Linked DNA regions of Homo sapiens: region 1 is linked to region 2. Evidence: read pairs that join two places in POLR2A ChIA-PET (ENCODE). Cell type or tissue: endothelial cell of umbilical vein. All regions are shown on one strand. Each heading gives the region's core, and the rest is flanking DNA. Links, peaks and the distances in the headings are about the cores only. Region 1 overlaps RAP2A (RAP2A, member of RAS oncogene family). Region 2 overlaps MBNL2 (muscleblind like splicing regulator 2).

Region 1 (2,924 bases), core at 303-2,802, 190 kb before region 2:
ACTGTGAATTTAGAAGATTAACCTAATCTTGGTTTCCTGAGTTTCTTGAAGTATAAAATGAGCTGGACTGGATAATTCCTAAGATACTCTGAAGTTAAAAATCACAACAGACATGGTGGGTCACACCCACAGTCAACACATATCATTGACTAGGTTAATTGCTGAGTGCTTAGCACTGTTCTAAGAATAACGTCCAACAGGCTGATCTTTAAGAGATATGAAAGTGTGCATCAGGAGTAAAGCCAAAAATGTTGGGGGAAATCTTATGAGATCTCATGGGGCCAAAACATAAGCAGGAGGTTTCACTTCTACAAGCGGAGCCACTACTGCCAGCATGCTCTGACTCAACAGCAGAACTCCAAAATGCACTCATGACCTAGGCAGTTCCATTTCACAGACAACGTTGTTCAAACACAAATATTTGGGATGGTTTTAACTACGTGAATACTGAAGGCTATACTGAAAACTGCCTGATGTGGCATAAATAGCTAGTAATGAACAATCGAACAATCAATACATCATGTACTTATCCATCCACTCAACACATATTTATATACTAAGTGCTAGCCACTATTCTAGACACTTACATCAATGGACAAAGCAAATAAAGCTCTGTAATTAGCAGAGGGCGCAGACATCAACAATAAACATAACAAGTCAATTCTGGGTTTACAATAAAAGTGTTAAGTGCAATGGAAAAAAAGATGTGGATCAGGTGGTGGGTGGGGAGCACAGGTGCCACAGTTTTAAATAAGATGATCCCAGGCCTTGTTGGGAAAGTGGCTGTGAACAAAGATGGGAAGGGTTTCTGGGAATCTGCTCCCTACCGTGCAGGTTCTAGGGGAAGAGCATTCTAAGCAGGACATGCCCTAGACAATGCCTGAGCCGGCGACAGCATGCCTGTCAGTGCAGGGACCAGCTGTGGGATCCATCTCTACAGCCTCCTGCAGGACTCTGGCAGTGGAGGAAATGCTCATTTGAAGCTAGACCTCAGGAATTCGGGTGCCAAAAGTGGCCTCAGAAAACAAATCTGGCACTTATGACAGACTGACTTAGAGGGCTGACTCTGTTATTTAGGAAGATGAGGTGCTTTGTTAGTGGGTGATGACAGTTACTTTCATGTTCTATTTTCATTATCAGTTTTGCAGGTTGCCTTCATTTTCCCCCTTTTCATCATTTCCCCCTTTTCATCATTTCTTCCTTACCCCCTTTTCATCATTTGGACATAAAGCTAAAGATGCAAAATTCTCAAACTGTTCAATGTATGTGTTATTGTTAACCTGATCATGAGTAAGATACCACCTTGCTTACATCTTAAACATCAGCAGATATCTCACCAACTTCAGCCCATCTTCCTTGAAATTTCCTTTAAGGGCATGACCAGCTCAGACGGTGACTGATGCAGGTCTAATAATTTTATTTCTGTGTGTAGTCTGTGGACAAACACTTTTTTATTGACAAGAATTTCCATAGTGTTGACTGTATTCATGAACCTGATTATAAATGTATAAATAAATAAAACTAGTTCTTTTAAGCAGCTCTGCTTAATGGACTGAATGAAACATCAGAAATACTGGCTGTAGCATCACTTAGCTGTAGAATGTTAATGGGCTTCTCACCGAGACAGCTTTTTAAAATATCAGTAACTCAAAAGAACTTGATGTGTTTATCAAAATACTTTATTTTGCTTTCTCCTTTCTTGTAACTGTCCTGATATGTAGGTATGTATACGTATATATATTTTATTCTGGTCGTGTCTGAACTTGGCTGATCATCAACACAACTTGAGAATTCTTTTAAAGATAGTGATTTCTGGGCCCTATTCCAGAGCTAGTTAATCTAAATCTGTGGGATCAGGACCCAAGAGTCTATTAAAATATGTAATATGTCTATATCTATAAGCTCTGAAGATGGATTCTGAAGTTCAGCAGGGTTTAGGAATCACTGGCCTAATCTACTACTTTGTGACCCCAAACAACATTCTATGTGTATAGTTCATGGTTCCATATGCGGCAAGTCCAGACTCAATTCCTTCTTCCCTTCATTTATTCACCAATGATAAACTGTAGACAGATACCACTACTGTCAGTTTCTGTACTTTACTTTTGAGGGTGCTGCATCGTAGCGTATTTAAAGAAGGTCATACTTCATGTGAATTTTAACATGCTGGTATCTTCTTAGTGATAAGCAGGTTGAAATATAATTCTCTTTGAATTTGGAAATGAGAATCAGAAAGGCTTTTCTAAGTCCCCTCATTCATCTTTTCACACAGTTAAAATCATCTACCAAGAGAGTCCCAAGGCAAAACGTCAAAAAAACTGATGCTTCAATTACTTCCATGATAAACTTACCAAATGGCTTTGGAGCTTACGTCTGAACATTTTTAGTGACGTGGAACTCATACCTACAGGCAACCCATTTTGTACTGTCAGGTCTGTTAAATGTTAGTGTTAAAAAGTCACAGTTTAAAAGTTTACTTGTATATAAGGAACTGTGATCTGTAACACCCTGCCCCTTCTTCTCATAGATTCTAGTTCTTTTACCCTTTAGAATGTAGAAATCTTTTCTCCAACATGATATAGGTCCCTCCTACTCTTGCTCAAATTAAATAAGTCATGATTTTAAAAAAATACCTGGCAATACTTAATAGGAAACAAAAAAACATTTTTTTAATTCTTAATCTTGGCTCTGTGAGAATGATCACTATAACTATTTTGATATCTATCCTTCCAAATTATTTTCCTCCATATATCAATATAAGTATACCTATAGCTTTTATAAAAAGAGATTATACCAATTATATTTGGTAGCTTCAATTTCCACTATTACAGAGCTTTCCATTTTAATAAATAATATGTATCATATTAATGGCTAGGTAGTACTCCATTTTATAGAATCTATAACTGTGCCATAATTTAATTATC
Region 2 (2,924 bases), core at 183-2,682:
GGGAAATAATTCTGCAGCACACAGTTCCTCCAGTTTACTTTCGGGTCATCTATGATATTTTAGCTGCCTGCCAGACATCGGCCTCCTAGGGAGCTGATTAAAGGATCTTTGCAAAACAAGCCTATTTCTGAGTCAGACAGTCAAGAACTCATTATCCATTAAGTAATTTATAGGATGCCTTTAATTCTTTTTATATAAATCTAATTACAAGAAAGAAACCTTGTCTCCTTGACTCTCCTATTTCTAATTTTCGGAATCTCTGAGTTTCCTATTTTTAATTTTTAAATTCTTAAAATATATATTTTTAAAAAATAATGTTTCCTTCCTGTGAGTGGCTCAATGTTGGAGCGTCCCCACTCTATTTCTGGAGACTAATTTAAAATAGCTCTCAATGTGCTCTCTCTGTTGATCGATGACTTGGCCGCATCCTAAGCCTATCAGATGCAGACGCCTGGGCGGAGAGGGCCCTGGAGGAGCTGCCAGCTGAAGGACTGGGGCTGAGAGCCACTTGATCTCCAGAAGGAGGGTGTAAGACTGCCCTGTAATCACAGCCTCGGAGAAGAGGCTCCTAACTGGGGCCTGCCCATAGGAAGCTCAGTGAACCAAGGGAAACACAGATGTGAATGAGATGCAAATGCAAGTGAATAGAGAACTCGATTGACTTCGCAAAGAAAAACATTGAGGCAGGTAGCAAAAGAGATTTCTTTTAATGGTTTTTCTTTTAGATACCTTTAAATTGGTTTTGTTTTAATTAATTAATTAATTTATTTATTTATTTTTCGTGAGATGAAGTCTTGCTCTGTTGCCTAGGCTGGAGTGCAGTGGCACAATCTCGGCTCACTGCAACCTCCGCCTCCCAGGTTCAAGTGATTCTCCTGCCTCGGCCCCCCAAGTAGTTGGGATTACAGGCACCTGCCACCAAGCCTGGCTAATTTTCATATTTTTAGTAGAGAAGGGGCTTCACCATGTTGGCCAGGCTGGTCTCAAACTTCTGACCTCAAGTCATCCACCCACCTCGGCCTCCCAAAGTGCTGGGATTACAAGGGTGAGCCACCGTGCCCGGCCTAATTTATTGAAAATATAAATAAAATGGTGCCTTGAATGTTCTGCTTGGTTGAAGGACAAGACCAGCTTTTCTAACCTGGACTCTACTCTCTCTGCCTCTGAATAGCTGTGTGATGTCACCTGCTCTATCTGAGCTTCATTTTCCTTGTTTTTCTTCAAAGGGATAGTAACACTTAAGCCATAAATACATGCACTGCAACCAAAATATATTTAGTAGTATACTATCAATAATCTCTATGTGGTACCTAATCTGTATCAACATTAGTTCTTGAGACATCCACATGCATGTACACACACACGCACACACAAAAATGACAGGTGGAAATAACTTTTTTACTAAAAGTTATTTTCTCCAAAGTCAACGAAGTATAAGTAAAAGAAAGTAGAAAGGCTCTTTCTCTGAAGGTAGGTACAAGCTATGAAGTCCTGCCTAGCATGTGAGTTGGACACGCCCTTGATAGACTGTCTTCTAAAACTAACTCCAAACTTTCATTCTTTCTAACTAGAGAAAGAACCGTGTCTGACAATGATATCTTCATTTTACATGGTATTTTGTCCTCTGGAACATACTTTCAGATATATTAATATAAGGGAAATAAAACATAGGGTTACCCAAGGCCATTCAATGACTCAGATAAGCCAACCTTTGTTTTATGATAAAAATAACAAAAGGAGAAATTTCCAACTTTTTTTTCATGTATCTTATGTCTTAAAGTACAAGTGAAAAAGTCATAAAATCCAGGGCTCATTTTAACATGCAAAAATTTCCAATCTCTTTTCATTGCCATTTCCAGGAATGGGTAGAGAAAGAAATCACATCCTCAATTCAAAGAGTGAAAATTTCTAAATATATTCTTGAAACTACAGCCAGATGTAATCTATTCAACACGTATTTGTATTCAAATTATGTTTTTCACTGCATCTGTGTTTTCTATCCAAATATTTATAATTCAGTTAGGAGATGCTCTTATTAGAAATAAAAGCAATTGTATTAGAGACCATTGAAAACTGCATTGCACTTACCGGTTTCCTGGATGTCCAGGAACCAATGGCTGTAGCCAGACAGAACAATGATCGATCTGTCAGCTGAAATCTAGCCCTGAATTCCCAGAGAACTCTTTGTTAGAACTTCCATTTCCTTCCCCGGCCATAGCCTTGGGTGGACAGAACCACTTTCAGCTGACCTTTGTCTTTTTCTCTCTCTCCAGTGACCAGCCTAATGGCCATTTCATTGGCCTGTACACCTACCTATAAATACTAATAACCCCTTTTTTGACAAAATGTTTGTAACACAACTTTTATTATCACCAAATGAAAATCATAGTGTAACCAACAGACACACTTTAAAAACAAAATCAATATATTGCCATAACTATAAATACTGTAATTTACATATCAACAGAAAGCTACTTTATACAATAAATAATATGTATTTTAAAATTTTGATGCTAAGGCACAAGCATATTAGAAGACAGAATGAAGTGTCAGAAGCTGTCACCTGTTTGTTTGCAGCACTGTAATGAATGTAACGGGTACAAATGTAGACTGACACAGGTTTGATAAAAGGCATGGCTTATCAAATTGCTGAATAATTTCTGATGAAGTTCCTAACAAGTTAAATAATAATCTTCTCTGCCGGGCACAGTGGCTCAAGCCTGTAATCCCAGCACTTTGGGAGGCCGAGGCGGGTGGATCACAAGGTTAGGAGATGGAGACCATCCTGGCTAACACGGTGAAACTCCATCTCTACTAAAAATACAAAAAATTAGCTGGGCGTGGTGGCGGGAACCTGTAGTCCCAGCTACTCGGGAGGCTGAGGCAGGAGAATGGCATGAGGTCCCGAGCCCCAGCTACTCGGG

Evidence for each region. Peaks named below come from ENCODE experiments on the same cell type or tissue, not always from the same donor. Only the 100,000 strongest peaks of a DNase experiment are listed, where the experiment ranks them.
Region 1: POLR2A ChIA-PET joins it to region 2 with 5 read pairs; 2 of 35 experiments call an interaction of 5 or more read pairs at or near these places.

What each region holds. Positions count from the first base shown.
Region 1 is chr13:97,457,543-97,460,466 of GRCh38, reverse strand. All of the region lies in intron 1 of RAP2A (RAP2A, member of RAS oncogene family), which reads right to left. Among named protein-coding and RNA genes, the nearest start is that of RAP2A, 25 kb to the right of the region's middle. RefSeq lists enhancers at 87-196, 557-606. In endothelial cell of umbilical vein, for the core only: no CTCF peak of the experiment used is centred there; no DNase peak of the experiment used is centred there.
Region 2 is chr13:97,264,101-97,267,024 of GRCh38, reverse strand. All of the region lies in intron 1 of MBNL2 (muscleblind like splicing regulator 2), which reads right to left. The region is part of intron 3 of LOC101927385 (a long non-coding RNA gene); the gene reads left to right. Among named protein-coding and RNA genes, the nearest start is that of MBNL2, 43 kb to the right of the region's middle. In endothelial cell of umbilical vein, for the core only: no CTCF peak of the experiment used is centred there; a DNase peak (open chromatin) is centred at 1,710; H3K27ac peaks cover 2,305 bases.